Linked DNA regions of Homo sapiens: regions 2 and 3 are each linked to region 1. The links are chromatin loops, found by intact Hi-C in ENCODE. Cell type or tissue: IMR-90. All regions are shown on one strand. Links, peaks and the distances in the headings refer to the core of each region. The heading gives the core; the rest is flanking DNA. Region 1 holds the start of SHROOM4 (shroom family member 4). Region 2 has its middle 8.2 kb from the start of BMP15. Region 3 overlaps SHROOM4 (shroom family member 4).

Region 1 (10,887 bases), core at 4,798-7,297:
GACATTATGCTAAATGAGATAAGCCAAAAACAGAAAGACAAATACTGCATTACTGCATGATCTCACTTATATGGCTGGGGGTGTGGGAAATGGAAAGATGTTGGTCAAATGGTACAAATCTTCACTTATAAAATCAATAAGTTCTGGGGATCTAACATGCAGCATAGTGACTATAGTTAATAATGCTGTGTTTTATATTTGAAATCTGCTAAGACAGTAGATCTTATGTCTTCTTACCACACACATGCAAAAAATGGCAGCTGTGACGTGATAGATGTGTTAATTAGCTGATTGTGGTAATCGTTTTACAATGTATGCCAATATAAATCATTATATTGTACATCTTAAAAATATACAATTTTATTTTTCAAATATACCTCAATAAAGCTGGAAGAAATGCTCATTGACAGATGAATGAATAAAGAAAAAATGTGTATTTTTTATATGAAATTGAATCTTATTCAGCCTTTAAAAAAAGAAGGAAATCCTGTCATATGAAATAACATGCATAAACCTGGAGGACATTATGCTAAGTGAAATAATGCAGTCACAGGAAGACAAATGCTACATGATTTCACTTATATGAGGTATCTAAAGTAGTCAAACTCATAGAAGCAGAAAGTAGAGTGGTGGTCACCAACAGGCTGGGTGTGAGGCGAGAGTTCTTGTTCAATTTAGGTAGATTCAATCGTGCAATATGAAGAAGTTCTAGAGATCTGGTGTACAACAATGTACATAAAATTATAAATACTGTTCTGTACAATTAAAAATTTGTTACGAGGGTAGACTTCATGATACGTGTGGTTTTTTTGTTTTGTTTGTGTTTTTTTTTGTTTGTTTTTTTGCTTTTACCACACACACAAAAAGAACAAATCTTGTCTTTTTCTAGAGCAAGGATATTTTTGTTTTTGTTTTTGAGATAGAGTATCACTCTGTTGCCCAGGCTGGAGTGCAGTGGCGCAATCTCAGCTCACTGCAACCTCCACCTCCCGGGTTCAAGTGATTCTCCTGCCTCAGCCTCCCCAAGTAGCTGGAAGTACAGGCGCGTGCCACCACGCCCGGCTAATTTTTGTGTTTTTTTTTCAGTGGAGAAGGATTTTCGCCATGTTGGCCAGCTGGTCTCCAACTCCTGACCTCATCCACCCGCCTAGGCCTCCCAAAGTGCTGGGATTACAGGCGTGAGTCACCACACCCAGCCTAGAGCAAGGATTCTGAAGCTAGGGTCTATAATCTCAGCCCAAACTATATATAGCATTGTGTGAACATGTGTAGCTTTCAGGGGGAGAGAGTGCATAGGTTTCTCTAGAATCTCAAGAGGTTCCTCATTCAAAAAGGAGTTAGATTAGATCCCACAGGGGAGGGAAAAATAAAATTTTTAAAAATGATAACAAAAACAAAAAAGCTACAGGCACTGCGATGAGGAAAATTGTATTCAAATTTGAGTTTAGAAAAAAGGTTCAGCTAAGGAAGTTTTAAAAAAAAAAAGCTCAGAGAAGGACTGCTATTTCAGTCTTCCTTCTTCCAAAAATGTAAACTTCTCAATAGCTTTTGAATGAATACAAGACTCCTGAGAGGAATGTTTAATGAGGTGGAAGTACCTAGCCTGGTTTTAATTTATCTCTCCCTGGTTGGCCTTTTGCCCACCTCCTGTGTCTACTCCCTTGTGGGTCTTTTGTTATCCTTCCTGACTTTTGAATATTAGCATATTTTAAATATTAGCATAATCCAGGATTCTACTTTCTGGGTGAGATTCTAATTTCTCTGAGTGAGATTATATACTGCAAATAATGGCTTCAGTTATCATCCAAGTGTGTATTATCAATCACCACCCCTTCCTTGATATGCAGTTTCCTATTTCTACCTGCCTAGTGGACTTTCCACCTTTTCCCCACAGGCAATTTAACATACTTTAGAATGAATTTATCATCTGTCTGATAGCTCCAGCGTGTGCATGCACTTTACACACACACACACACACACACACACACACACACACAGAGTAATATACCCCTCGAATGTTCTCCATTGCTTTCTTTTTACTTGGTTCAACTCTATCAAGATTTTGTTTGCACATATACTACGTTCAGGCACTTGCCAGGAAGTAGTCACAGAATTTGTAAACTGTAGAGGAACTTAAGAAATCAAGTCGCTCAACCCCTTCAACTTACAGAGAGTGGGGGTGACATGCTTAATATCCACAGTGAATTAATGGCAGAACTAGCTTAGAATCTAGGCATCTCAAGTTCTACCCTGTACCCTTTCCACTATGCAGTCATGCTACCACTAACTGTATACTTCCAAAGAAGAATGAGATGCCTGCTAGCAGCACTGATTTTTATCAATAAAGAAGCAAGATAATCTAGCCACCTTATGTTCAGAATATCTACTACTTATGCACTGTTTGTACAAGGGGCTAGGTAATTTATGTTCTGCTGTAATGATGAAAAGGATAAACTGAAGAGTGCAACAAGACATCATTGTAGAGTAAGGCTTGGAATGAAAATAGGTTAGTTAAAGACTAGCTCAGTGCTTGCTTTCATAATAAGGTTGTGAGAGGATTTTTACTTTTTCCTTACCAAAGTGTTTTCATATGTATTATTTCATCTTAGTCTCTCAACAGTCCTGGGAGGTAGGAAAGTCAGGGCTTATTAGCTAAAGTTTACAGAGGAAGAACAGGAGACTGAAAAGAGTTAGCTCAGTGATTTGCCCAAGGTCACCCATCTAGTTAGTGACAAGGCCAGGGCTCAGATGTGTGTCTACTGCTTCCAAACGTCTTTCCTCTAGTCTAGACACATAATTCTAATAGTCCTTGAGTGATGACTATATATCCTGTGAACTGAACTTTACAGATATGCTGGGACTGAAACACGCTGGATTCTACCAAGTTACAATCATAGAAATATTATCCGAAAAAGAAAAAAAATGCTGAGTTTCAAGGTGGGGCAGGGCAAATGAATGTTATAACATAGGTTAACACAAGTAAGAATCAACAAGTTGAGTTGCCATTTTATCAAATTTTCTGCTTTCAAATAAGGAAAATATAAAACAATAAACATGATCAAGACGGTGTTTGTAGGCCTAAAAGATCGAGGATGGTTTCCCATGTGCATCATCTCTAAGGACTTTAAAAAGGCAGGCTATAAACACCTAAATTGCCATTTTATTAAAGAAAAGTCAGGGCAGCATCATATATGCAGACAGTCCAGGGGGGTGCTAAGAAAAAAGGATTGATGGAGGGGGGTGACTTTGAGAGACATTTCAGTGGCCTGCTGCAGCACACCGCAGGCTGCTGTGCGTTGAAGAGGCAGTGACAGGTGAGGAAGTAGAAGTAGAGAGTGGAAACCTTGACCGCAGAAAGCTGGCTGTGAAGGAAGGGGCCGCAGTGTGTTTGTTGGCCATGAAGAAGAAGCTGCACAAGAACAGGGGAAGAAACTGAACAGGCGAGACAGAGTGGGAACATCCTGTTGAGTCACAACTGAGTTGTCAACACTTTCTCCGCTAGTGCGAGGCCCTTTAAAAATTCACTGCCCGCATGTGGCTCCAGAGAAAACACCTCAAAGAGAGAAGATAACCTGTCCAAGTGAAGGCAGAGAAATCAGCACAAGATTCAGTAACAAATTCGCTTTTCAGGACTATTATTGTGGCTGTTTGGTCTATTACAAAAGCCCAGCTCAGAAACTACAAGGTCAAGCTTGAACAGATGTGCAGAGATGTTCTGGACCCAGTCTAAAAGCTGATTCTTCCCAAAGGCACAACATTATTAATTGGCCAGCTTATCAATGGATGCTCTTTCCTGTAGGTTTGTTTAGAGACAATACTGCTAGTCATAAAGTTTGCTGATTGCTGGCTTGCTCATCTCGGTGGGGCAAGTGCAAGGCCGTGCCAGGAACTCCAGATGACTGGAACATACACAAGCACAGTGCTAGCCATAGACACCAACACTGAGCCAGGGTGCGGGGGAGCCCGAGCAGGGGGCATCCTCAAAGTGCTTCTTTATTTAAACTATGCTCTGGGGCAATGTTTCATAATGACCCCACACACCTAGCGCGTACACACAGAGCAGTCTACACACACAGCCTCACTATGTCCGCTGGCCTGCTGGCTTTGCTTTCCACCCCTCTAGGCAAGGTCCACAAATTAGCAGCCTTTTAACCCTCCCAGGTCTCCGTTCTCGGGACCTTCAGAAGAAAAAGGCAGTCAGAGAAACATGAACGCGCTAATCAGGAAACCAGCGTTTCAGCCCACTCAGCCACGCGGGCCGTCCACACTAACGACTTTCACCTCCCCTCGCCTGGGCTGGCTGGAGGGGCGGGGAACCCGGCAGTAAAGAGGAGGACCAAAGAGGGGCCCTGCTTGAATGAAACAATGTAACAATTGATGTGAGGCCTCGCCTCGCTCCCACTCCCCAGCGATCCTATAGGCGAGGTCCCAGTGACTGCCCCTCCCCATTGCTCCGTTTTCTTGTCCATTACGCGCTATCCCTCCGCCTCTCCTTCTTTCTTTTCTTTTCTTTTTTTCCCTTCTCCTTTTCCCCCCTCTCTCCCCCTTTCTCCAGCTCCGTGTCATTTCCTCCTTGCGCTCGCTCGCTGCCTGAGCGTCTCCAGCCGGGAGAGTAGGCGGAGCAGGGCGGTGCGGGGTGGCGTAGAGCTGGAGGGCGATGGTGGCGGAGCTGCTGGGGGCGGAGGCAACGTAGCCCCCTCGGAAAAGGAGCCCGGCGGCGCCTGAGCCCAGCCGAGGATGGAGAACCGGCCTGGGTCCTTCCAGTACGTCCCTGTGCAGCTGCAAGGGGGGGCACCCTGGGGCTTCACCCTTAAGGGGGGTCTGGAACACTGTGAGCCGCTCACAGTGTCTAAGGTAAGAACTGGCGGCTGATGTCCTAACGGCGCCTAACTTTGAATGGACAAGCGGGTGCGAAGGCTGCCGCTGGACGGGGCCCTCAGGCCAACTTTGAAACTTAGGGCTGGGAGCGAAAGACCCTCTGAGCGGCACGGAGGGGTCTTGCCACCAGTCCAGGTGCAGACATCCCCTAAGGGTGGCTGGAACACGAGCTGGGAGCACAACTGGCCCCCGGCTAGAACCTTGCGCGCAGACACACTCGCGAGGGCGCTGGGGCAGCCCTTGCTGCCCCACGTCGGGGCGGCTACTTCCCTCAGTTTGGGCCGAAGGAAGTGGAGGCTGTTGGGGATTTCTCCTTGGAGGCCTCTGCGTCCCTGCGGGACAGTGAAGGACTGAAGGGACAGTCATCGCGGCTTGGCAGCTCTCTTGGCAGCGTTGTCCCCTCTATCGACCGGCGGGCCGTCCCTCCCAGGCAGGTTGCAGGGCTAGGGGCTGGTGTGGGAACGGAGATGAGGCCATTGGTGGCTTTTGCCAGCCACACTTCCCACGGCCGGACGCGCACACATCCATTCAGCTCTTGGGGCGTTGTTGCCGCCGGTTCGGCTCGGCCTCTCCCTCCCTCCAGAGTCCTGCCCCAGCGCCGGCGAGATTTCCTGCACGTTGAGAAGTGTGGAGGAAACTTGCGCCATGGAGCGCAGCTGTGCTGGAGCTACTGCTGTTGCTGCTGCCGCTGCCGCCGCCGCCGCCGCCGCCGCCGCCACTGCCGCCGCCGCCGCCGCCGCCAGGGTTTGTTTGTTTTAGGAGTCTGTGATCTGCTGGAAGCCAAGTTGCAGCTGAGGACAGGAGAGAGGAGCTCTCCTGAGTGCTCCAGAACCCCCAAAGCGAGCCTCCCCCGTAGGGGTGAGGGCGAGGGGTAGGGGCAGCTGGAGCTGTTACCAGGAAGAGTGACTTGTGGGACGACTCACCTTGAGGTGCCAGATTGCCAAGTGAACGGACTTTACGAACTTTATTCCACTTTTTTGTTGTTTCTCTTAAATCCTCAAATCCGAAAAGCCCTCCCGCTTCCAACCCGCTTAAATGGCAGTTGAAGTTGTAGATGTGGGTTCAGGCTGGAGATAGAAAGATGTGTCTTTTCAGCAGGGAGCAAATATCACTTTTTTTTTGCGGGGGGGTGGGGTTCAACATTGGTCACATCTCAGCAGAGGGTTCAGCAAACGTCCACCGCAACACACACCCACAATAACCTGTGCGGCATTCGCCTTGCATTGGAGCCTGTGGTTGACTTCCAGTGTATGGGATCCTTCAGGCCTTGGGGCCCACACTCTTAGCAACCCTGGAGTGTTGCCATGGGTGTACCAATCAGATTGAGGAGTCTGAGGTATGCTGAGGCAACATTTTGAGGGGCTGGCAGGGACCCCTCTGATCATTAGCCTCCCCAAACTAGCCCAGATCTTCATCCAGCACCCTTTCCCCCATACTTGTCATGTACTTTAACCAGCCTGAGATGCGTTTGTCATCCACTGTCACAACCCCTCCTGAGGCAGTCTCCCTCCAGTGTTCTCTGGAGAAAGTTATATGCTTTTTTTTTTTTTTTTTTTTTTTAACAAAAACACTCAACTCCTTTGGTGAGGGGAATCCTGGCCTTCAGGAATTTCTTCTAATCAAGCTCCTCCTCTCCCCACTCTTTCCACCAAGGTCACAATGGGATATGCAGCCCTCCATGATCTGGCAGTTCCTCCCTTTCTTTTTCTCCTCACACCGCCCACAGAATTTCCACAGTCTGCCTAGACAACCTGCCTTGGAGAGGTCATTTTTCAGCTCTGCCCAGAGCTGACCCATCTTGAGAAGCACCCCAGAGAGTGCTTGCTGCTGTGGTCCCGGATTATTTTGTGAGCCAGTGAGAGCATGGCAGGGGGTGTTACTAAGTATGGGGCAGCCAGCAATTTGTGGTCTGGCTGGGGGATTATTTGAGAGGGTAGATGAGGGTTTCCTTGGCCAAGCTGTAGAGGAAGTGCTTCGTGTGTTGAGAGGCAGGGTGCCTTTTAATGATTCCCTTTCCACTGAATGTACAGTTGACCCCTATTATATGAAGGCTCATTATGACATGCATTTAGATATGCAAGGGATAAAATTATTTCTCCCATTCCTCCCAAATAGCCTAGTTCTTAACAGTAAAAGTCAGTTATAACTGGGTTGGCTTCAACGGTATATAAAGGGACCATAGTATTTTTTTAAGCACAATGATTGCCTGTATTGTGTTTTTCTTGACAAGACACTGTTTTGGCATATTTCATTAATTCCCTCTTCATTTTTCAACCTTGATTTTATTTCCTTTTATGATTCAGAACAATACAGCTTTCTCCTTGAAAACAGCCTTCTTAGTCTGTACACACTGGTTGGGATGGGTGGAAGGTAATAGAAAGATAATTGGGTTGGCAGATTAAAAACTTGGGTTCTAATCCTTTTTCTGCCACTCTCTAGTTCTGGAATCCTAGGTATATCACTTGCCCTACCTGGGTCTAGGCATCCCCATATCTAAAATGACATTCAAGTGGGTGGTCTTTAAATGATACTATGACAATCTAGTAGCCATGTTTTTGTTTGTTTGTTTTTGAGACAGGGTCTCACTCTGTTGCTCAGGCTGGAGTACAGTGGTGCCAGCTCGGCTCACTGCATCCTGTGCCTCCCAGGCTCAAGCAACCCTCCCACCTCAGCCTCCCAAGTAGCTGGGACTACAGGCACACGCTACCATGCTTGGCTGATTTTTTGTATTTTTGTATTTTTGTATTTCACCATGTTGCCCAAACTGGTCTCCAACTCCTTCAAACAATCTGCCTGCCTCAGCCTCCCAAAGTGCTGGGATTACAGGCGTGAGCCACCACTCCTGGCCAAATAGCTAATCTTTTATGCTAGCTCTGGCTCTCTTCTCAGAAGTGTTGCTGCAGAGTGAGGAAAATGAAGCTTTGCTTCATTTGCATACAGTGTTACTATTTACAATGTGCTTCCTCATCCTTTATTTCATTACTCTCTTGCAGCTACACTGTGAGGCAGTCAGGAAAGATTGTGGAGAAACTGATGGAAAACCCGAGACTGATGTATTCAGTGGCTTACCTATGTCTATCATACTGAGAGTCAATGGCAGTCCTACTAAGAGAGTTTCTGATTCTTCTGTTAGTACTGTGGTTTGTGAAGGAGCACAGGGCAATAACTTTCAGGGATGTATCTAGTCTTATTAGCCTCCTAATGCAGTGTCCCTTTCCATGCCAGCCTGTAATTCCATACTTGGTGACGGACTGGGTTGTAGGTACACTCTGATGGAGTCTGGGCTCAGAGTAGGAAAGGACTATTTTGATGACCCCAAATCACTTGTGATGATCTCAGGTCAGGGAGAGACAGAGGTAAGGTGCAGGAAGCATGGTGGAAAATGGCAGAGAACCTCCTTTGTGGAAAAAAAACCAGAAGCGGTTTGCATCAGGGATGGTGTGGCATACATGCTCAGAGATATCTTGTGGCACAAGTGGAGATATCTGGGGAGTGGGGGAATTTGAAAAAGTAGTGATTAGTGGGGGAAGAGGGTATGCAGTGTGAAAGTCTAGTTCATAGTTGTCATGGGAGACCCTTTGGACCAGGAAATGATCAAGTTGGGGAAATCATCAATTCCTGCTGGTTCCTATGATTTCCCTGAATATGGGGAATTCAACTGCCTGATTTATGGACACTTGTATAGTACCCCCCGACAGTCAAGTGGCAAAGAAAGAGAAAATTTTTTAATACTATTGCTGGATGCGGTGTCTTGCACCTGTAGTCCCAGCTACTCAGGAGGCTTAGGTAAGAGGAATCCCTAGAGCCCAGGAATTCCAGGCTGCAGTGTACCATGATTGGGCAACATAGTGTGACCCCACCTCCAAAAAATAAAATACGATTGATTATCCTAAATAATAAGGGATAGTTTATGATGTTTCCCTATATTGTGGTGTTTCGAGTGAGATCATGGTAACAAGTAAAAGATACATGACCCATAAAGGAATAGGGCCCATGACATTGGCATTATTGATTCCTTTGGTTAACATGTTACGCTACCTCATTGACTCAGAAGTACTGTCTGGATGGAATGGGGATTCTCTTCTAATCAGATGTGTCTGATGATATGTAGGCTCATGCTAACATATTTTCCCTTTTCTTGGCTCGTTTATGGTAGATGTTTCTATCTGGCATAGTGAAGCAAGTGGGGCTAGTTACTGCCCTGGAACAAAACAGAGTGGGGTAGGGGAGTAACCTGGAGGAGAAAGAAGCTTTACTCCCATCCACTTGATGTGCTCTGATATTGCTATATAATTTTACACTCTCCAGACCCAAGTCTCTATTTGCAGAGTGGGGCCTAGGCATAACTGCCCCATCTCTATTATCACAGATGATGAGACAATGAATTAGGCAAACTCTAATAGTGTTTGCCATCCTTAGCCTAGGACAGTGGCAGGGCATGCTCATCAAGTTGTTTTAGTCTGTATTCCATTCCTAGTCTGACCTTATTTCTAGAAGCACACAGAGAGGCAGTTGAGACTTCAAGAGGATCTGGATAAACTCAGATAGAGGTTGTCTTGTGGCTGGAAGTAAATTTGGCTGTGATTTTGAATTCTTATTGGGTGCAGAGGTGGTATTATGTGAACAATGAGAGTTCCTGTGAAATCTTTTGAGCTGTGTTACAGACCAGTGCCTGGCACTCACAAAGGGACCTTCGTGGGGTGTGCATCTTTGGAGCTTAGTCCAGCCTGGTTACCTACATGAATCCCCTCCTCATTTCTGCCTCTAGAATCACCAAAGATGTCCACTACCTCAGTTTCCCACCTGCTGCCCTATCCCAGAAAGTAGAGGGCATTTTGAGGCATGGATTAGAAATCCATCAGAGAGATACAAAGAAGGTTGGAGGGAGGTGGAGCAAGAAGGGTGGGTGGTATGGCTGGTAACCCTTGGCTGAGCTTTGAGTCGATACTACTTTTGGCCCTGCTGGGTTTTCATAATACACCTGGTACCCCATTGAGAGCCACATGTATGCTTGCTGAAGTTAAAAAAGGTCAAGCCTATTAGAGGATTTTCCCTCTCCAAAACTTCACACAAAGAAAATAATTCAACTCCATTGTCCCTTAAAAAAATTAAAATGATTTCCCCCCTTGCCTTCCCCAACCCCCTCCCCAGGAATTTCTTTAAAGAAAAAAGAGAGACTCAGACTTGAGATTGGAGGTTATGGATGATTATCTGGAGGGAACATCATGGCTTTTATAGTTAGACTTCTTTAGAACTAAGGGAAAAAAGATGCTGACCCATCTGAGAAAAGTTAATGAAGAACAGCAGGGATTATGGGAAGGGCTGCTCTCACTGCCTGCCCCTCTACCCCTCAAGCACCAAGGGGCAGACTTAACTCAGTGCTCCCAGAGTAATTCTGTTCTTGGTAGAGACCTAGAATCAAAGAATCTCAGAGTAAAGAGAGCCTTTTAGAAGTCACCTAGTCTAATCTTAACCATTTCATGAGCCTCCTGTGCAGTGTCCCTGAGCTTGTTCTACAGTAGTCACAGGGGAGCTCATTCCCTTCTAAGCCTATCCATTCTGTTGCTGGAAAGTTTTGACTGTGGACAGCTTTTCCTTTGTTAAGCTGCAATCGTTTTCCTTTTAGCGATCATCCATGGGTCCTAGCTGTATCCTCTGGATAGCATCACACAGAACAAGGGTGCTTCCTCTGTCTTGGGACAGCCCTTGGGATATCTGAAGGCAAATATTATATCATCTTGTTTCACTTTTCTAGCAGAGCCCTAGCTCTTTCAGCTGTTCCTTATGGGATGTAGATTCCAGCCTCTCCTCCTGTTTCCTCCTCCCACTCATGATGCACTTCAGCTTGTCCATGTTCCTCTTAAGTTATGGATCCCACAGCTGAATACTGTAACTGAGGAGAATCTGACCACAGTTGAGTATGAACATTCTTTAAAAAAATACAGCTGAAGATCACTTTGGCTCTTTCTGGCGGCCATGTCATACCAAGGCCCTGTGTCAAAATCTTTT
Region 2 (10,887 bases), core at 3,061-5,560, 91 kb before region 1:
AAAAATTAGCCAGGATGGTGCATGTACCTGTGGTCCTAGCTACTCAGAAGGCTGAGGTGGGAGGATAGCTTGAGCCCAGGAATTCGAGACCAGCCTGGGCAACATGCTGAAACAACGTCTTTATGAAAAATACAAAAATTAGCCAAGATGGTGCATGCACCTGTGGTCCTAGCTACTCAGAAGGCTGAGGTGGGAGAATTGCTTGAGCCATAAAGGCGTCACTGAACTCCAGTCAGCCTGGGTGATAGAGTAGGACCCTGTCTCAAAAAAATGATTTAAAAACATAAAATACGTTTACAGTATTGTACTGTATTTATCAGTACTCTAAGTTTTACATCGTCTGTCTGAAATGGCAGGTAACCACAGCTGCAGATCTCAATCTATGATACATATTAACCAATTCAACTTTTTGTTGGAATGTCATGACTTTGCTTTTTAGGAGCACTTCTGGCAGCAGTAGTGGCACTTCATGTGAGTCCCACGGTGTTATTCATGGTTTACAGTATTGCACTAAACACGATGAAATGTACATGGTGAAACGTACAGGAGAACTACCAGAGATGGCTTTTTTTTCTTTTTTGAGCCAGAATCTCACTCTTTTGCCCAAGCTGGAATGCAGTGGCATGCTCACAGCTCACTGCAGCCTCAAGAGAGATCACTTTTTATCTCCATATGCAATTTATTGTTAAAGCAGACCACTCAAGGGGAGATGATTAGCATCACATGGTGGCATTTTAAGCAGATACTCTCAACACTTGAGCTCACCACCATGGCAAGAGGAGGTGGGTACGTAATTTCATGCAGTTATGATTTAATACTGAATCTTTACATTTGTTTACATTTCTCTTCACTGTGAATGGCACCATGTATGGTCTGTGGGTGTGTAAATTTTGATAAATTTTAACTTTTTATAACAGATTTGTGTGTATTTTATGGTAGAAAATAATAAAATAGACTAGTTTATATATATATTTATACATTCATAACATATGTAACTTTTTCTTAAGTTTTTTGATATTTCTAGGCTACACAGTTCATCTGCAATTTTTACCAATTGTTGAAAATCTCCAAAAATGTTCTAATATATTTATGGAAAAATATCTGCAGTTCAAACTCTTGTTATTCAAGGGTTAACTCTATATCATGGCAGGTGAGAACACAGCTCTGGAGGCAGAATCCTAAATTTAAACTCCAACTCCACTGCTTGTTAGCTTGACCTTGGATAAACTACTCAACTTCTCTGTGCCTCAGTTTCCTCATCTGTAAAATGAAAATCATAGCCTCTCTCTGCTACAATGTTCTAACATGTAAAACAGGATTTTTGTGAGGATTAAATGAGTTAACAGATGTAAAGCACTTAAAAGAGTGCCTGGCACAAAGTAAGTACTAGATGTAGGTTAGTTATTATTATATTTGATGCAAGCTGAATTCCCCAGAAAGCTGGGGCTCAACCTGATATGCCACTTCTAGCCTCAGGAGTTGTAGAGCGGCAGCCACACAACTCCCTCCTTTCCTAACCCCTTCCCTGCTTCCCAACATTTTCTTTGTTCTTTAACCTCTGTCTGTTACCAATTTAAACTTCCTATCTTTCTTTTTTTATAGTTTAATGTATTTTAATAGCTAACTTACAGGAACAGCACAGAAGACAGACAACATTAAAAACATGTACTTGCATGTAAGACAACTCAATTAGAAAAGTATAGTGAATGGATGGAATCTACTGTATGATAAAAAATGCTACAAACACCATTTAGTTGCCGTCGATAAGAAATTAACTTGTTTAAAAAAAATCCAAATGCTGGCATTGTCCAGAAAAATTTAACAGATTTATAATTGTTATAAAGTTGAACCGCTGAAACTTGTTCACTGAAACATTTTAACTTGCATTAATGCTTTATGTCTCCACATTTATATTAAAAATTCAAACACAAATGAAAATGGAAAAACTGTCAATACCTGATTTCTGTCCCCTATTTTTCCACTCACAATCATATAGTTAGGTACATTTTGACCCCATGGAAAAAAAAATATCTAACGTTCAGAACTACCAATAACAGGAAGAAGATTTTTTTTTTTTTTGAGAATGAAATGTTTCACATCATGGTGTATTCTGAAACACGTTCTCCACGTATGTGGCGTGCTAGCTGGATGTCTTTTGGCATAATTGTTACACGTGTGGCATGGATAGCACACAGGTTGGTGTCTTCAAAAAGGCCAACTAGATAGGCCTCACTTGCCTCCTGCAAAGTACCGATAGCTGCCCTCTGGAAGCGCAGATCTGTTTTAAAGTCCTGAGCGATTTCTCGCACCAGACGCTGGAAGGGAAGTTTGCGAATCAGAAGTTCAGTGGACTTCTGATAATGTCTAATTTCACGGAGTGCCACAGTACCAGGTCTGTAACGATGAGGTTTCTTCACCCCTCCAGTAGAGGGCGCACTCTTACAAGTGGCTTTTGTAGCCAGTTGCTTCCTGGGTGCTATACCACCGGTAGATTTGCGGGCAGTCCACCTTGTACGAGCCATGGTATAGAGACCTCCTTCGTTATCCCCCTTCTGCTTCAGGTGGAGCTCTGCAAGCGAGAGGCGGCGGTGGTGTTGGAGAGCGAACACCACTTCCTATCTGTATTTATTTATTTATTTATTTATTTATTTATTTATTTATTTTATTTGAGACGAAGTTTCGCTCTTCTTGCCCAGGCTGGAGTGCAATGGCACGATCTCGGCTCACCGCAACCTCCGGCTCCCTGGTTCAAGCGATTCTCCTGCCTCAGCCTCCCGAGTAGCTGGGATTACAGGCGCGTGCCACCACGTCCGGCTAATTTTGTATTTTTAGTAGAGATGGGGTTTCTCCATGTTGGTCAGGTTGATCTCGAACTCCCGACCTCAGGTGATTCGTCTGCCTCGTCCTCCCAAAGTGCTGGGATTATAGACGTGAGCCACCGCGCCCGGCCCACTTCCTATCTTTCTATTCAAAACAACTATATTAAAAAAGAATTCAACACAACTACATAAAAACAAACAAAAAAAAAACAAGATGTCAGAACAACTAGCAAGAGGTCTATATAGAGGTTTGGGGCATGGTTCTTTTTGATGTTTCAGTGATGTTGGCTTGGGTTTACATATGTCAAGAACATTTCCTTGCCATCTCTTTTAGTAGTGGGATTTTGATACAGGATCATAAGAAGTAGAAAGAGAAAACATATTACACTGGAAAGAGCATGATTTGGGTTTAAATTCCTGGTTCTGTTATTTTTTGGCCAATGCTTAACCTCTCTGCTTCTCAGTTTTCTTAACTGTAAATTGGGGATATTGTTTGCACTTCTATTAAATGAGATAATGTATCTAAAGTATCTAGCACGTAGATAATCCTCAAGCGCTCAATTTTTTCATTAATAGCGTGCGATTTTAAAGTATACATAAAATATATCTGACTGAGGCCCAGTGCGGTGGCTCAGGCCTGTAATCCCAACACTTTGGGAGGCCGTGGCAAGTGGATCACTTGAGGCCAGGAGTTTGAGACTAGCCTGGGCAACATGGTGAAACCCTGTCTCTACTAAAAATACAAAAAATTAGCCGGGCATGATGGTACATGCCTGTAATCCCAGCTACTCGGGAAGCTGAGGCAGGAGAATTGCTTGAACCTGGGAGGCGGAGGTTGCAGTGAGCTGAGTTCCAGCCACCTCCCTCCAGCCTGGGCGACAGAGTGAGACTCTGTCTCAAAATAAATAAATAAATACATACATACATACATACATACATAAAATATATCTGACTGAAGGAAGCGTCTTCTCAGCACCACAGTGGAATTCCATCCCTCTACCCAACAGGGCTTCAGGAGACTCGCCTGGCTGAGTCTCCTATTTTCATTTTCTAAAATGGATATTAATAGCACCATTGTAGAGGGTTGTTGTGAGAATGAAATAAGCTTATGCATGTAATATGCATACTTTGTTCTGGACACTACAGTCAACTTTCTTATTTTCGGAAAGATATAGTTTCTTATTTCAAAGAAAGAATAAAAATCCAACCCTATTCTTATCATCAGACTTGAAAAGTAGTTGACATAATTGTTTTCTGGAAATGCCCCGTGGTGGGCCCAATGTATGCAACAGCCCTAAACCCCCAGAAGAGGGCACCAGCTGTCTCTCTAGCCTTCTAGTTGATAGGGGGTAGGGAGGGGCCGTTTAATAGGTGATCGGAACAAGATCTAAAAAAGGATATATACCAGCCCTTCCTGCTTTAGAAAAAGCCAGTATGTGAAAAAAACTAATTATAAATCAGACAGTTTAGGAGGTGATTACTGACTTGACAAAAGGACACAACAAAACGGATCACCGCAGTTTACTCTGAATAGCAGGAACCCTTAAAGCTCAGTATGGGTTACTTTTTCAAACTACAATGTGCTGGGCACACTAGTGAAATGCATGAAGTTTACAAAGAATTGATTTTTATCTAACTTTTCAGAATATCGCTATTGTATTAAGCACACATGTATAATGGAATTCTTCCGTTAAATGAACATAATTTACATTTTCTTGCAATTGCATTTATTCAACAAATATCTAGTAATCACTTCCTATCTGATTGTGTTAGGTGTTACCGTGCAGGCTAAGAGCTAGGCTGCTTGGTTTAAATTCCAGCTCTATCACTCTTAGCTTGGTAATTTAGGGCAATTGGCTTAATCTCTCTGTGCCTTAGCTTCCTCATCTAATAATAAGGATAATAATAGCATCATTTTAGAGGGTTGTTGTGAGAATGAAATAAGCTTATACAGCTATTAAGTTGGCGCAAAAATAAGCTTATATAGCTATTAAGTTTTGCCATTGAAACTAATGGCAAAAACTGCACTTACTTTTGCACCAACCGAATAATATGCATACTTTGTTCTAGACACTATACCAGTCCCTAAGAGTACAGAAATTAACAGGACAAGTCCTCTATCTGCAGTGCTCCCAGGCACTATGCTAGGCACTGGGGTTGGTTGGCAGACACCAAGATAAAGATTTCTATCTCAAGAAAATAACAACCTGGATCAGGACATAATAGATAGGAAACATTTCCCATAGCCATGACATTTCCTCTGATTACTATTCTGAGTTCGTGAGAAATGGACCTATTTCCCAGATAAATTTTATCTTAAAAATAATTTTCATTTTCCATAAAACAAGAGTATGTTGTGTTATATAAAAGTATTTATTGATTTGGCACTAGGCTACATTCTTTTACATATTATGCTTTGTTTAATCTTTATATCAACTCTATGAGGTTAAAGCATTATTATTCTCATTTACAGGTGAGAAAATTGAAAATAAAAAAAGGTAACTTGCCCAGGGTAGTAGCACAGCTCTCAAATGGTAGAATCCACTAGGATTTGGACCCCAGGAAGGCTGACCCTTCTTGTGCTTTATTAGTTGCTATATAAGCTGCCAATGAGCATTTGGCACCTTAAGAAAACACATTTCCCCTGTAAAATAATCCCACAGAGACTTCTGAACATGGCACGAAAATCTAAGTTCTGTGAAGTCAAAGATCATGCCTATTTTATTAATTATTGTAGATGCTCAATAAATATTTGTTGAACAAATGGTTGCAGTAGGAGCTTATCATTCTTTCAGAAATCTAGGCTGATGGGCAGACTCTCGTTGAATATGTTGTAATGTATCCTTAGAGAAAGCTCTTCTGAGTTTTGAAGTGCAGGAAAGTCTGAAACAACCACATTCCTCAATTCTTTCAATCCCATGTAGAAAAAAAAATTAATATTGCCTGTATTAAGAAGCCCTTGTGACTCTCAATCTGTAAAGATTTTAGCAGCCCCAAGACAAAAAGTGACTCCTTTGCCATGCCTAGGTAAGAAGATTCACTGCTCCCAGCACTTAGAAATGGGCATTGTACCAGCCTCACTAGCCTGAAGACCAGAGCAGGTCTAACCCAATTGCAGTTGGTTCAGGTCCAGACTCGGATGGAGCCAAATCAGCCTCAGGTCATGGACTCAATGCTAAGACATACTCATCAAGCCTCAATAGTATGCCAAGAATTGTACTAGGTAGATGATAGTGAAACCCCATATAACAAGCAAAACAAATGCAAAGTCCTGAGGATGCAGAAGACCTGTGTGGATGGAGCACAAAGAAGAGAATGGGGGTAAGAGTTCCAGGTAAGAATGGTGTGATAGATAGGAGCCAGAACATGCATGGCCTCGTAAGAGATGCTGCTAACTTTTGTTTATCTTTCTGAAAATTAAAACAAGGGTGGACAAAGTAGAAAAAGGCACTCCTTCTGGGTATATAGAGCCCTATAAATGCATGGTTTAGCAAGGAGAACACAGGCTGGATTTCCGTCCTCACACGCCCCTTTGACAGGGTACGTTTGTATTGGGCTCCAACTGCACAGCCATGCACAGCTACTCTATTTATAAGGCTTTTGGCCTTCCCTGTGCTTTAGCCTCACTGTTCTTCTGATTTTCTTTCAGTTTTTCCAACAAACTAGATTACCTTTTGCCTGAAGATCTTTACATATATTGTCTCCTCTACCCAGAATATAATCTCCTCTCCCCTTCCCTAGGGTACTCTCACTCAGCTTTCATCTGTCAGCTCAAGCATCTCTTCCTTGAGGAACTCTTCCCTTAGTCCCTAGGTAAGATCTAAAAAGTATTTGAGGAATATGTGCAATGAGGTTGACACTTGAATTGGGTCCACAGTTACAAATAGGGTTTTGATAGGTGGAGAAAAGAAGGTTGCCATTCCAGGATCAGTTCAGAATTTTTCAAATATTGCCTTGAAAATTGTAAGAAGGACCTGAAGAGCAGTGTCATCTCTACCATGGGTCCCTTATGGGGAGTTGGGCAGCATTTGTAAGGCACAGCAGTTGTAAGAAAGAAGTTCTGATACAAGTCACTGATACTGATTATCTACTGTATACTGGATCCTTTGTGCATTTGTTTGTTCATTAATTACAACTGTGAAGTAGGTACTGTAATTGTATTCCTGTTTTAGAGAAAGAGGAACTGAAGTTCAAAGCAGTTAAGTGATTTAACCTGGATCAAACAGTTATAATGAAAGGCAGATTTGCACACAGGTCTCTTGACTCCAAGTCCTCGGCTTTTGTCACACCTTTGAGTCTGTACTTATCTTCTACAGCACTCCTCAGATTTGGATTCCCGTGCTAGATCTCCAGAATTTGGTCTTCAGCGTGGCAACAGAGTTGCTTCTATCCAACAGTCCCTATGAGAGCTCCTCATGATGTTTCTGGGATCTTTAGGCTGGAGGGGGTGTCCAAGTAGAGAATCTCCAGGAAGAGAAATCTAGAAACAACCTTGTAAACCTTAGCATGAGAGTGCAGAATTTTAACTGTTATCATTGCTTACAAACCATAATAACTCCCAGGGAAACCAGGGGAGTATTTATTTTTTTAGTCAAGTAAACAAGCAAGAGCTAAGCATGATAATCTCTGAAGATCCTTTCAGCCTTCTCATGGACAGCATTAGCTGGTGGAGCCACTGGAGTTTTTGATCATCGCTGGATAACCAAGTCATCAGTAAAACATTGACCATATTCCCATCCTCTGTCCTCCCACCGTCTGGTCTCCGTAGCCATTTATATATATAAAATATATATAAAAATTTTATGCTAAAGCAAATGACTAGGCAACTAACTTCCTAGGAAGACTGTCCTTCCCCTAAAAGTCCTACAGAGACTGGCTGCATAATTATCACTCCATTTTCTACTGTATGTCAGCTTCCCAGGGATTGGGCATGGCTGAATAACAATGGAGCCTGGTCCAGAACAACTCAGTACAGGGAAGGTGTTGTGGATACTTGGGCAGAGAAAAGGGAGGTTTAGAATGGGCTCTTCAAGCACTCAGCAGCTACTCTGCTGTTCTGCAGATCTATAACCCCTGTCTTCATCTCAAAAGCCAGTGTAGAGTTTGGTGTTGAAATGAAAAAGACCTAGGGCTTGGAACTAAGCCATGCACTTGAGACTGACAGTAGGGAGCATAAGGGTTTTTTTTTTTTTTTTTAAGGATGGTCACTTTCTCTCTCTAAACAAATCCTGACACTGTCCTACTGAGTCAGACAAGGTCAGAAATGCCTCTATCTTACTTTTCACTTCTGATGTCTGGAAGAAAGTAGACAGGTTAGTGTTTCCCTTTCACTGTCCATAAGAAGTGTTCCTTTCCCCTACTACTATGACAAGACTTTTGGAAAGACCAGAGCTTACAGATCCCACGGACCCAGGAGCCAGAATCTGGAACATAACCACCAGGTGTCACAAGGTTTGGAAGCATAGATTCCTTATGTCAGATTTTCTACCTTGGGCCCTGAGTTTAACTGCTCCATTTGAACCACGAGGAGGGTAACTCCAGCTCTCATGTTGAAACTGAAAGTTGAGGGAAAAAAAAAAACCTTGTGAAAACTGAATTAGCCCCAGATAAATTGATTGCCAAACTTGGAAACAATCCAAAGCTTCAGCCAAATCTCTAAGCAAACTTCAAATGTTTTAGATTCTCAGGAAAATATAGTGAATATTTTTATTGTGTTTTTCCTTTTGACTCTTCTCAGGTTAAAGAAAAGCTGGTGAAAAACCTAGGGAGAGGACTGTGGGCAAAAGAGAACAACGCGGTATAATACTTAGCTCAAACTTGGAAGGTAAAATAACTTGGAACATTGTTAAGAACTTTACTGAGTTCTGAAAGATAGCCCTTTTTTTTTTGAGACCGTCTTGCTCTTTTGCCCAGGCTGGAGTGCAGTGGCATGATCTCAGCTCACTGCAACCTCCATCTCCCAGGTTCAAGCGATTCTCCTGCCTCAGCCTCCTGAGTAGCTGGGACTACAGGCGTGTGCCACCACACCTGGCTAATTTTTGTATTTTTAGTAGAGACGGGGTTTCACCTTTTTGGCCAGCCTGGTCTGGAACTCCTGACCTCAGGTGATCCACCCGCCTCTGCCTACCCAAAGTGCTGGGATTACAGGCGTGAGCCGCCGCGCCCAGCCATCAAAGATAGCTCTTAATCAGAGTATCTATTCATCAGACCCTGAAGTAGGTTCCCAAACTGAGAAGGCCCTTCCTCTTTAAGAGAGGAATATATGCTTTTTGAGAAAAACTTGTACTCATTCACTCATTTATACATATATTCACTGAACAAATATTTATTAACTGCCTCCTATGTGTCAGTTCTCAGTGTTGAGGGCATAAACAAGAGCAATACTTGTGGAATTTACAGTCAAGTAGTGAAGACAGACATTATGTAAACAATCTCACAAATAAATACTTAAAATTATGATAGTGTGTGTAAAAGAAAATTTTAAATCCTCAGGAGCCCCCAAACTTCTAATGCAAAAGGGAAGGTCACTCTTCCAAATGAATAGCTGTTCCTAACATATTATGCATCAGCTAGATCTCCACGGAAAGGTAAAAGGTCTCAGATATCTGTGAAGGACTGCCCGCACCCCCAACTAAGTTATTTGCTGGCCTTCCATAAACAAGGATATGCCACATGTGACTTTAGGTCTACAATCTAAGTCTAGCTCCTAATACTAAAGTCTGTTTGATTCTACACTGATAATGTCATTACAAGCTTATCCTCCCAGGTGCAGAACAAAGTCAAGACTCCTTCCTCCACCTACCTAGAGACTTCTGCATAATTGATTTATCTTTTACTCCCTTTTTCTTTCCAGACATTCACTTTATCTTATATAAAATGTAGATTTACTGAGCACTAACTAGTATCTCACAGGAATGCAACTATTCACCCAAACACCTACCTGCCTCTCTTCCTATATGCCTTCCCCGCTTTAAGGAAGTATACAAATACAAAATCTCCTGAAAACCTCTTCAGAAAAACAGCCATGGATGTATCTGTGATTCGTTTTCTTCGCAGACACACCCTAAAATAAACCGCAGTGATTGAGACTTATACCTCAGTCACTCATCTCAGTTGTCGAGTGCTATGAAGGGAAATTATGGGCTCCCCTGGGAAAATAAACCAGCAGGATATGAAGGTGGGATGGAAGACCGAATTTAGTCAGATGGGTCCAGGAAGATTCACTCAAAGAAGAAATATTTAAGCTGGTATATAAAGGTTAAGTAGGAACTCAGCAGGTAAAGATTTGGAGGAAGAATATTCCAGGAAGAGGATACACCAATATAAAGACTCTGAGGCCAAACTTTTGGGTGTTCTGGGTGTCCCAAAGGAATTGAAAGAAGGCAAGTTTGGCATGAGCACACAACACGAGATAAGGCTGGAGAATTAATCAGGGGTCAAAGCATGCAGCGACCATTTAGACAATACAAACAATTTTGGATTTGGGAGAGCAAGTTATCAAGAATGATCAAATTCTGGTATGCTGCACTGGAGGAATGGGGTTCCATGTTATTGAGTTGGTGAGCACTGGAAGAAGTACATGTTTGGAGACAAAAGGAGATAATGACACACACAGGAGATGGAAACACTGGATAGAAGAGGGCGGTTCCCTGACAAAGGCCCCACCCTCAAGCCCGGAGACCCATGGCCCTAAGTGAGAATAGGCATTTCTGTTTTTGTGCCCAAAAAGTTGCATTTTGGCCCATCATGCCCCCCTATCCTGTATCCATATAAACCCTGATCCCCAGGCTCCAGAAGCAGATGAGCAGACAAGAAGACAAGGAGACAAGCAGATGAATGGCAGAACAATGCAGCAGAGAAAGAAGAGGAGGAAGGTCTGAACGTCAAGAGGAGTTCAGCTAAGGGTGGTCATCAGAGAGGAGTCTGGCCACTGGACAGCCAAACTCCAGTGGAAGATCATCTTCCCACTGCATCCCCCCTTCTGGCTCCCCATTCATCTCACTGAGAGCCACCTCCACCACTCAATAAAACCCCTGCATTCATCCTTCAAGTCCACGTGTGACCCGAT
Region 3 (10,887 bases), core at 4,864-7,363, 110 kb after region 1:
GCTTCTGGAAATCAGGAGCAAATTCACTTGCACTCTACCATATTCATTCCTCCGGTTTGTTCCACTCTGGTTCTCCCTGAACTCTCTCCACCACATCAGCTTTGCAAGGTTCTCTGATCATTTGTATCACTGAAAGTCATATCTTATTAGACAGTCAAGAAACATAGGCAATCTAACAAAGAGACTGCATTAGTCCATTCTCACACTGCTATAAAGATACTACCTGAGACTGGGTAATGTATAAACAAAAAAGGTTTAATTGACTCACAGTTCCACATGGCTGGCTGGGGAGGCCTCAGGAAACTTACAATCATGGCAGAAGGTGAAGTGGAAGCAAGGCACGTCTTACATGGCATCAGGTGAGAGAGAGCGTGAAGAAGTGCCACACTTAAAACCATCAGCTCTCATGAGAATTCCCTCACTATCACAAGAACAGCATTGGGGAAACTGCCCCCATAATCCAATCACCTCCCACCAGGTCACTCCCTCCACATGTGGGGATTACAATTCAACATGAGATTTGGGTGGGAACACAGAGCCTAACCATATCAGGGACAGTAATGGTGCCTGAGGAAAGGCTAGTTGCCTGTGTGACAACAGCCTGATGAAGTTCAGCTTCTAGGAGTAGGTGTCACGAACTCTGGGGACCGTAAGAAAGAAACATATCTGAGATTGACATGAACTCTGGGGACCATAAGAAAGAAACATATCTGATATTGACAAGAGGAGTAGCAGTAGATGGCTCCAACATTGGATGAGGAATTGATTCTATTTTTATAATATGTCAAGACAAAAATTGGCTGGAGATTAAAAATGGAATCAAATCATTAAGACTTTTCACCTTTACCTGTCAACTGGTAAAATAAAGTGTTGTTCTTTATTTTCATTTTTTACTGAAATCCTCTACCTTCTAAGAGGTAGGGAGGATGAATACTATCTCAAAGCAGACAGGAACAGTGGGTAGATTAATAGATTATAGCCCTATTGTGAAGGCTAACGTTTTAAGAGAAATGTTTTGCCTTGATTAAAACTATGAGTATGTGAAAATGATGCTGGAGTCTTGGTGCCTACCTCAGAAATATAAGCTGAATAGTCTAGAATTAAAGACTAAAGAATAAAGAATAAACCATCAGGTCTCGTGAGAATTCCCTCACTATCACAAGAACAGCATTGGGGAAACTGCCCCCATAATCTACCCTCTTTTTCCTTGTTGGTATCTCTTAGAATCTGATCTAATTATTCTTTTAATTCTTTCTTAAATTAAGGAATAATTTACATATAGTAAAATGCACAAATCTTAATGAATGTTTAGTTATGTATATTCCCATATGATCTGCAGCCAGATAACTATGTAGAACATTTCTAGCACCCCCCAAAAATTATGCTCATCTGCCTTTACAATCAGTAGTACAGAGTTAACCATTTTTTCAAATTATCACCTCTCTTCTTTACCTTCATATAAAATGAAATCATACAGTATGTGTTGTTTTTGTCTGGTCTCTTTCATGCAACATAATCTTTTAGACATTCATTTTATTACATATATTGCTTTTTTTTGACTGCTGTATAGCATGTCATTTTTTGTATGTGTATGTTTTGAAGGACATTTGGGTTGTTCCTACTTTCTATTATTAATAAAGCTGCTGTGAACAATCAAATCTTTTTATGGACACGTGCACTTATTTCTCTTCGGAGTCTCTAAGTATGGAATTGCTGGATCTGAGAGTAGGCATACAGATTTCCAAAATGGTTGTACAGCTTTATACTCCTGCCAGCAACGTAGAGAGATCAAATTGCTGTACATTCTCACCAATACTTAAGTCTTTTTAATTCTGGCCATTCTGGTGGATATGTAGTGACACTTTACTATAATTTTAAATCACATTTCCCTAATGAAGAATTATATTGAGCACCTTTTCAGATGCTTATTGGGTATTTGGCTATCTCTTTTAGTGAAGTGCTTGTTCAAGCCTTGCCAATTGTTAATTGGCTATTTGCCTTTTTCTTATTGATTTGTAGTTCTTTTAATATTCTGGATATAAGTCATTTGTCAGGTAATATGTATTATGAATATTTTCCCAGTCTGTGGCTTGTCTTTTCCCTTTTTTAGAGCTGAAGATTTTTTTTATTTTGATGAACTCCAATGTATCACTCTTTCCTTTATGATTACTACCTTTTGCATCCTGCTTAAAAAATTTTTGCCCACCTCAAGGTCACAAAGATATGCTCCATGTTTTTCTCTAAAAGCCTTATGATTTTAGTCCTCTCATTGGGTCTGTAATCCAGCTAACATTTTTAGTAAAAATGTACATCAGTAAAAATGTTTTGAGTATGTGTCCCCAGTATACACAATTTTATTTATGGATGATCTAATTTATTATCACCAATATTAAATATTAATAAAGCTTGATTTTTAAATTTTTGTAGATATATAAACAGAAGTTCCAGTGGATCACCTTGTACACAGCCTGGGATATATGTACCCCATTCTGAACACTATTGTTCTATACCACCAAAGACTAACATTTGCCACAAACACTGATAGCATTAATGTCAGAAGAACACTTCAGTGTAAACAAATGGCTAGAGGTGACAGAGCCCCAGTGAGCATATCTGCTAGCAATGTAAGAAACCCTCAGTTTACTCTTGTGCCGTCACGTTTGTCTCCCCTTACCAGACTTATAGAGACAGCAGGACGATCTGACTTGGCAGGAGCAAAGACAAATTTGCCTTTGGTTGCTGACATAGGGGACAGTGCTCTTGAGTCTTCTTCCCCTGTCCTCACCACCAAATTCCTAGAGCTGGTGGCACTGGGCTGAGTTTTGGCAAAGATGCTTAGAATTTGACTGGAGCTAATCCCCAGGGAAATTTAATGATTTGGAGCTTAGACGGCCTTTGTTGTGAGGATTAGTAAACTAGATGGTGATTAAGCAGCTGGGGAGGAAGAAGCTGTCTGTTGGGCTAGGTCATGCTGTGGGGCACAGCGCATAGTTCCGTTGGCTCAAGGTCAGGGGAGCCCTTGGGCCTGATTCACAGAGCTTTATACTCTGGGGCAGCTCCTTGTAGGATTTGGGCATCTGCTTATTAGCTGGTAGAGGGAAAGAATGGCTTCTCCCTTGGTGTACACCTCTTCCCTCTATCCACATATAGGGATTACTCCTTTGAATCAGGTCTACTTACATCTTTTTAATTGGTTATTGTTTTTCAATTCTCATTGAAAAGTTTTTGTTGTCTGTTTTGCCTTTTGGAAAACTGGTGTAAAGTACGGAAGATGAAATTAGGAACAGAGTTTCTTGGTTTTCTAATCTAGACTGCTTCGGAAATTTGAGAGCGGTTTTTAAGGGAAGAAGTTGCTGAAAGAGACAAGTTAGGTATTGAAAGCCATGGCAAGAAGACTGCCGAGGTTTGAAAGCCTGTATCTCCCATGTCCAGGGAACCCTGATTAATTTCTCCTAGCATGATCAGATTCTAAGAGATACCAACAAGGAAAAAGAGGGTAGATTAGAAACAGCCCCCAACCTGTGGTTTGCTTAAGATTTCAAACTAAGTTTCAGAATGAGCAAGCACTTTATTCATTCTTTGATGCTCCTACTTCTTAATAGTTAAACTTCCCAAAGCCAGCTTAACCCTAGCTCTACATTTTTCTATTCGTTTCCCAGAAAAGGCCAAATTGATGAACGGATGCCTGGAGTGTTAGTAAAAACTTGAAAATCTTTCTAAGATGCTAAAAAGATATTCGGAAGGTATATTCTTTCTTTAAATAACTGGACTACAGTATTCTGAGTGGATCTTTTCTGTCTATTTGCAAAAACAATAAAACAAAAACAAAAAAACAAACACATCAATTTAAACAATTATGTTGTTTGCCTTCTTTAGATGATAGACAAGCTGGTGGAGGTAGCAGTATGGGCTGGTAATTTGGCCAGAAGCTCTTGGAACTGACCAAGAAAGTTTCAGTTGATGCCCATTTTTTCCAATAAATTTCCTGTAGCAGGCAGAGGTATTCACAATCATGTCACTGATTTTTAATGCTGCTCTTACACTATTGTAATAGGTGTTCAGTACCTGTCAGTTATTGCTGCAGATGGTGTTTCTCCTCTGAATGCATTTTTAAATTATAAACCTGATTTAATAATTCTTCTATTCCCTTTTTCATCTCCTAAATGTATTCAAAGACCCAAGCAAGTATCTGTTAGTATCTGACTAAATAAAAGCTACTAGAAAGCCAGCAAGTGCTGTTAAGTCAATTGTTGTTTGCCTTTACTCTCAAGGGGCCAACTTGTCACTTTGTTGACAGCTATCAGAGTACTTCATGCTTCATTGAAGACCCATCAAAAATTTCCAAATTGCTAGCTCATTAGCACAAAATAGGGCTTCAGGAATCTCTTTCTCTCAGTGTCCTGACTGGGCCTTATTAAGTGTTCCAACCTTGGTGGACCACTCTGAAACAGTGGATAAAGACCAGGGGAATTGAGAGATGGATGTTAATTAGTCAATTTTGAAGGAGTAAAACATGGGTGAAGGCAGAGTACAATGGGACAAAAAGCTGAGATTATCTGTGTCAGCAGAAGGATAATGCATGACTTTGCTAACTGTTCACAGGTCACTGAATGTCAGAGCTGAAAAGGCCCAGAGCTGTCAGAGCCCCAGGAGATCATCTGGTCAGTCCCTCTTACACATTTTACCAGTAAGAGAAGAGAGGCTGCAAGAAGGGAAAGGGACTTGTCCAAAGTCAATCAGCTCTTCCTAGCTTTCCAGGCACCACCTGGCTTTTGGTTATATGACCTCTATGTAATCAATTTTCAATTACTTGGGCCACTCACTGCTAGCCCAGCAATCACTTGGGTAATCCAAAATGACACATAAGTTAACCATCGTTTACATTGAGCTTTGTGATGTGTGTTTATACCGACATTCCAATGCATCTGGGTCTAATCTGAGAATTCACAACACTTCAACTGAAACAAGAAAGCCACCCTGAAGGTCTGATTCAGGAAGAGCTGGAAAGCTTACTGAATGGATAGCATCATATATTGTTATACAGCCCCTCAAACAAGGTATGTTAATTTCAACAAGTTTGTTGATTCACACCTTTCCAGGGCCCCAGCCAGAGTTAGGAGGAGGAAGGTGGGAAGGGGAAAACAAAACCTTTTACGGAAGAATATGCATATCATCTTTCGCCCCTCCATCCCCCTTCACCCTTCCTCTCATTCATTTTTCCTTCCTTCCTTCCTTTCCTTTTTTTATTGATAGAAACATGAACATCTGCTTTGTCTTCCATATAAACAAATATGTGGCTGAGACATTGACCTATAGAACTGGCTGTAAGGAGGCCAGACAATAAATAGAAGACGTGCTAGACCTCAGAAATCTAGAGGTAGAGTGGGGAGGAGAAAGACCAGTGAGCAGTAATTTAAAAAGGACCAACAAGTCTGGAAGAGTATAGAGTCCATTGCACAGCTCAGTAAATACCCTGGGTCTGGAAAAGGGCTAGTCTGGGATATAGTTGAAGGGATCTTCAACCAAATGGAGTCTTACTTCCTGATCTGGACCCTTCTGAACTCTTGGATTATGCTGGGGACCCAAAATTTGCTGGCTTTTTGTCTGAGCATCTTCAGACTTGCACTAAAGTAGGATTATTTCACTTAACATATCTCTTAAGGAGGAGGATGCTGGTGACTGAGAAGGGGCATGGAACAGAAAAAAGGGGTATGAACAGTTGGCCTGATGCTGTAGTCCAAGAAGGAGTCTGTGCAAGGACTCAGATAGTGGCAGCTGAAGGAGCAGTAAGGAATGCCAAATGCCTGAGCTTTTGCTACAGCAATAATTAAGCATTTTAGTTTAAAAGGTTTTCCCCTTTTATCTTTTGGTCTAGAATAAACAGAGATCTTGCTGCTGTAACAGAGTGTTTAATTAACGAAAGATGGTACTTAATACATATTGAGGGGAAGACTTGCTATGGGTAACAGTAATATGGATAATTAAGTTGTATGAATTAAAAACAATGGGTAGAGTGAATTAAGACTAATGTACATCAACAGGGAAAATCTATTAGCATTCATTAGTTAGACTTCTGTTTGTGGTTCTTTGTTAGCCTCGGGAAACTCTTTCAAATGGCTGATCCCTGTTGAAAGTTCTGACTGGTGCTAAGGGCCTTCTATGGATGCCAAAGTAATGAGTCATTCAAATAGAACTTCTGAAATTCAAGTACAGCACTTTCCTTTTCTCTCTCTCTTTTTTTCTTGGCGGTAGGCAGCAGTGACTGTGAAGTAATAATGATAATGACAATGGAAATAAGAGTGTAATCCTGTTTAATTTGCTTAGAGTTGTTCCCCATTTACCAATATTGGCTTGTTTGGTGTTGAGTGTGGCCCGGGTACCGGAACAAAGGCATATATATTCAATGTCACTTGGCTAACCTATGATTTGTCAGACAAAGGTTAATTTTTTTAAAAAAAAGTTGGATTAGCAGCAATAAATGTAATAACATTCTGTGATTTAACTCAGAAGTTCAATTAATTCGATGGAGTTTAAAAAATCCTGAACTTAATTTTTTCTCTGCACTCAGGAGGTCTCATCTGCCAAATTTGCACATGAGCTGGCCAACCTAAAGCTCAACAATATTATAACTTCCATGGTGTGGGGATAGATGGAGGAGACATTATAAAAGACTGAGAGAGAGATTGGAACAAGAGTAGAAGTGTAAAAATACCTCCAGTGAATACCAGCCCTTAATTGCCCCATTTAGAATCTGCCATCCCCTAAGGACTATACAATTTAATTATCCTTACGTTCCCTTTCCCTGGAAACAAACAAAAACAACTCCTGATTATATCAGTGAGTTGGAGCCTTTTTTACCTGACCGTCTTAGTTGATAAACAAGCTGTAGACAACTAATTTCTGCCCCTGAGGCTAGAAATTAGGAGCCTTGTTCATTTTTATATCTCTAGCATGTAGCATGTTGTCCTGTACATAATAGAAATGTGATTCAATACTTAAGGAATGATTAATGGATGGATGAGATGACTCCTTTCATGGATTATCATGGATGGAATTGATGTTCTAATAGGTGGAAATCACCTTCATGGTAAAAGGAATGTAATAAAAATGAATGTATAAAATTAGCCATAAGCAAGGACCCCCAGAGACATTCTGCTTTGCTTTGCTTTGCTTTTGCCTGCCCCAGTGGCTATTATTTCTGCCTTTGCTTTCAATACCCCTCAGTCTGACAATCTTCTTCCCCAGATTGCCCTGGTTAGTGGAAATTCTATAGGCTGTGTTGGAACAGTAAATACCCATATTTCCAGCTTTCTCTGAATGCTCACTGTGTGTCAGACACTAGAAGCACTGTGCTGGGCACATGTTGAAGAGACATAGATAAAGAAGCAGCTACATTGTACCTACTTGTATCTTTTGAATTTGCCATTCTACTCACAGAATGTTGAACTGTAAGCCACTTTCCAGGTCTTCAGAGTCAACTCCCTTGTTATAATAATCAGAGCTCATGTTAATTGAGGACTTACTGTTCTCAGATATATACTATACTAACAACTCTGTGAGGTAGCTAGTCTTGTTATCTACATGTCACGTAGGAGGGAATTGAGACACAGATGTTAAGTAACTTCCTAAGGGTCACACAGCTAGGAAGTAGCAGAGCCAGGATTCAAACTTACGTTTGTCAGACTTCAAAGCCTGCCCAAAGATAGGAAAGAGCTTACCAAAGGTCATTTTGATGGAGCCTAGCTCTTCTGGCTCTAATTTGTCTGCACGTTTTGGTAGGCCACGCTGCTGCTTTAGCCACATAGTAGGGTTCATTCCAAGCATCAGTTTCGTATTTAGAAGTTCTAGTCTTCCCAGTTGGACTGCTCATTCCTCCAGTCAGGGATTGCATTATTTCCATGTTGCCTCCTTCCTCAAAGGTTTGCCCAAGCTTTGCCTTCAGTAAATAATGACCTGTGATCAGCTCCTGAGCTACTCCCAGGAGCTGCCTGGAGCCATTCCCCAGTACTACTTGTGGCTCCAGGGTTGGAAGAAACAAGTAGAATTTTGGGGAGAAAGTCATCTCACTACCTGCTTTCTGTTTTGTTCTCTGCAACACAGATTGAAGATGGAGGCAAGGCAGCTTTGTCCCAGAAGATGAGGACTGGTGATGAGCTGGTGAATATCAATGGCACTCCATTATATGGCTCCCGCCAAGAGGCCCTCATTCTCATCAAAGGCTCCTTCCGGATTCTCAAGCTGATTGTCAGGAGGTAAGGTACAGGGAGATTCTCCGTAAGGTGCAGAGGCCACTGAAACTTGGTTGGTAATAAAGCTCAATAGAGTCATGTCTCTATCAATATTATAAAGGAAAGAGGTGTTTCACTTGAATAGAATTTTGCAGACAACTGAAGCAGAATAGCACAGGAGAAAGAGCCTTTGGTTCAAATCCTGGCACTGCCACATAGACACATAATCTTGGATATATTTATTAGTCCTCTGCAAGACTGTTTCCTTATTTGCTATAAAGAGGACTAAATTACTCATTATATACCAAAGGGCTACCTAATCCAGTGTTTTTCAATCTCCTTCTTTATAATACACTATCATTCCTGAACCACATATCAATGGAGACTTAAAGAGCCCCTACTACAGCCATGGAGGCTGTAGCAAACTCTTAGAAACCCTTTCCTTGAGGATTGCACAGTCTAGCAGGGGACAAAATATACACATGTGACTAAGTAGCAGTATATTTTTAAAGAAGGCAATAAAGCCTTGTGTGTGATTATCAAATGGATTGTTCAGACAAAAATTGCTGTTAGAGAAAGAGATCACTGCAGAAGGTATTGATAGGGTAAGACTTCATAGAGGAAGTGGAATTTAAGCTAAAGGGTGAGTATAATTTGAAAAATAAACCATCAGAAGAGGAAGACATTGCAGGTAAGTGCAGTGGCATAAGCAGAAGGAAGGGAAGGACATATTTGGGCACAGTCATTCTGCTACCACCAAAAGCATCTGCCTATTGGTGAACTTTCCACATGGCTTTTCTTTCATTTTGCTGCTGCGCCTTTGCTTTGTATTATTGGAGCTCAGCCTTCTCCCTTTCTATTGTTTTTTTTTTTCTTTATCGTATATACACACCTAAGTTTTTCCATCTTGCATCTTCCCACAATCTCACTTCTCCCTCTGGCTCCTGCCCCGTCTTTCTCCTTTTGTTCATACTCAGTCTCAAAGGAAGAGTCTATAGTCACTATCTCCACTTCTCCACCTGCCATTTAGCTTTCCACCCTCTGCAGCCAGAATTTGACCCTCAGAACTCCACTGAAACTACTCTGTCAAAAGCTACAAATTATTGCCTAATTGTCAAAGTCAATGGGTTATTTTTCATATTCATCATATATGGCATTTAACATTATAGCTCTAGATTTTGCCCCCACCTTCCTTTATGAAACTCAATACCAAAAATCTCACACAGCAACTCAATAGCAAAAAAAAAAAAAAAAAAAAAAAAAAAATCCAACTTAAAAATGGGCAAAGACCTGAATAGACATTTCTTAAAAGAAGACACACAAATGGCCAACAGGCATATGAAAAAATGCTCAACATCACTAATCTTCAGGGAAATTAAAAACCACAATGAGATATTATCTCACTCCAGTTAAAATGGTTTTTATTAAAAAAAAAAAAACAGATGCTGGTAAGGATGTGGGAAAATGGGGAATCCTGGTACACTGTTGGTAGGAGTGTGAAATAGTACAGCCACCATAGAAAACAGTATGGAGGTTTAGCAAAAAACTGAAAATAGAATTATCATATGACCTAGCAGTCCCCTGCTGGGTACATATTCAGAAGAAAGGAAATCATATAAAAGAGATATCTGCACCCCCATGTTTATTGCAGCACTATTCACAATAAACAAGATATGGAATCAACCTAATCCATCAGTAGATGAATGGATAAGGAAAATGGGGAATATATATACAATGGAATACGATTCAGCCATAAAAAGAATGAAATCCTGTCATTTACAGCAACGCAGATGTAACTGGAGGTCATTAAGTAAAATAAGGCAGGCCCAGAAAGACAAATATTACATGTTCTCACTCATATGTAAAGGCTGAAAAGAGGGATCTCATGGAGATAGAGAGTAGACTGGTGGTTGCTAGAGGCTGGGAAGTGGGGAGGTTGAAGAGAGGTTGATGATGGGTATAAAAATACAGTTAGATAGAATGAATAAGATCTAGTGTTCAATAGTTTGGTAGGGTAACTATAGTTAACAATCTATTGTATATTTCAAAATAGCTAGTAGAGAAGAATTCATATGTTCTCAACATAAAGAAAAGATAAATGTTTGAAGTGATGGATATCCCAATTTTCCTAATTTCATTATTACACATTATATGTATGTATCAGAATGATACATGTACCCCCAAAATATGTATAACTGTTACGTGTTAATAAAAAAAAAAAAAGCTCTTACTTTTTTTTTTTTTGAAATGGAGTTTTGCTCTGTCGCCCAGGCTGGAGTGCAGTGGCATGATCTCGGCTAACTGCAACCTCCGCCTCCCAGGTTCAAACAATTCCCCTGCCTCAGCCTGCTGAGTAACTGGATTACAGGCATGTACCACCATGCCTGGCTAATTTTTGTATTTTTAGTAGAGACGGAGTTTCACCATGTTGGCCAGGCTGGTTGCGAACTTCGGACCTCAAGTGATCCCCCTGCCGCAGCCTCCCAAAGTGCTGGGATTACAGGCATAAGGCACTGCGCCCGGCCAAACCTCTTACTTTCAAGATAGTCAGTTTCCTTGTTATTTTCCTACATCCCTGTCCATTTTTTAAAAACCAGGCTCTTTACTACCTGCTCTTCCTCTGACCATTCCTTAAATGTTGGTGTTTCCCATAGTTCCA

The links. A loop is a pair of places that touch in the nucleus more often than their neighbours do. Peaks named below come from ENCODE experiments on the same cell type or tissue, not always from the same donor. Only the 100,000 strongest peaks of a DNase experiment are listed, where the experiment ranks them.
Region 2: it touches region 1 in a loop (3-fold over the local background); 10 of 110 quality-filtered maps call a loop at or near these places.
Region 3: it touches region 1 in a loop (3-fold over the local background); 5 of 110 quality-filtered maps call a loop at or near these places.

Annotation. Positions count from the first base shown.
Region 1 is chrX:50,807,869-50,818,755 of GRCh38, reverse strand. SHROOM4 (shroom family member 4) reads left to right here and starts at 4,562. Exons shown (of 9, transcript NM_020717.5): 1 at 4,562-4,854. The coding sequence starts at 4,738. RefSeq lists an enhancer at 5,014-5,515. In IMR-90, for the core only: no CTCF peak of the experiment used is centred there; no DNase peak of the experiment used is centred there; H3K4me3 peaks cover 1,051 bases.
Region 2 is chrX:50,897,073-50,907,959 of GRCh38, reverse strand. It overlaps the pseudogene H3P44. Among named protein-coding and RNA genes, the nearest start is that of BMP15, 8.2 kb to the left of the region's middle. In IMR-90, for the core only: a CTCF peak has its summit at 4,127 (motif pointing right); no DNase peak of the experiment used is centred there.
Region 3 is chrX:50,693,151-50,704,037 of GRCh38, reverse strand. It overlaps SHROOM4 (shroom family member 4), which reads left to right. Exons shown (of 9, transcript NM_020717.5): 2 at 8,101-8,252. Among named protein-coding and RNA genes, the nearest start is that of SHROOM4, 120 kb to the left of the region's middle. RefSeq lists an enhancer at 5,869-6,400. In IMR-90, for the core only: no CTCF peak of the experiment used is centred there; a DNase peak (open chromatin) is centred at 6,207.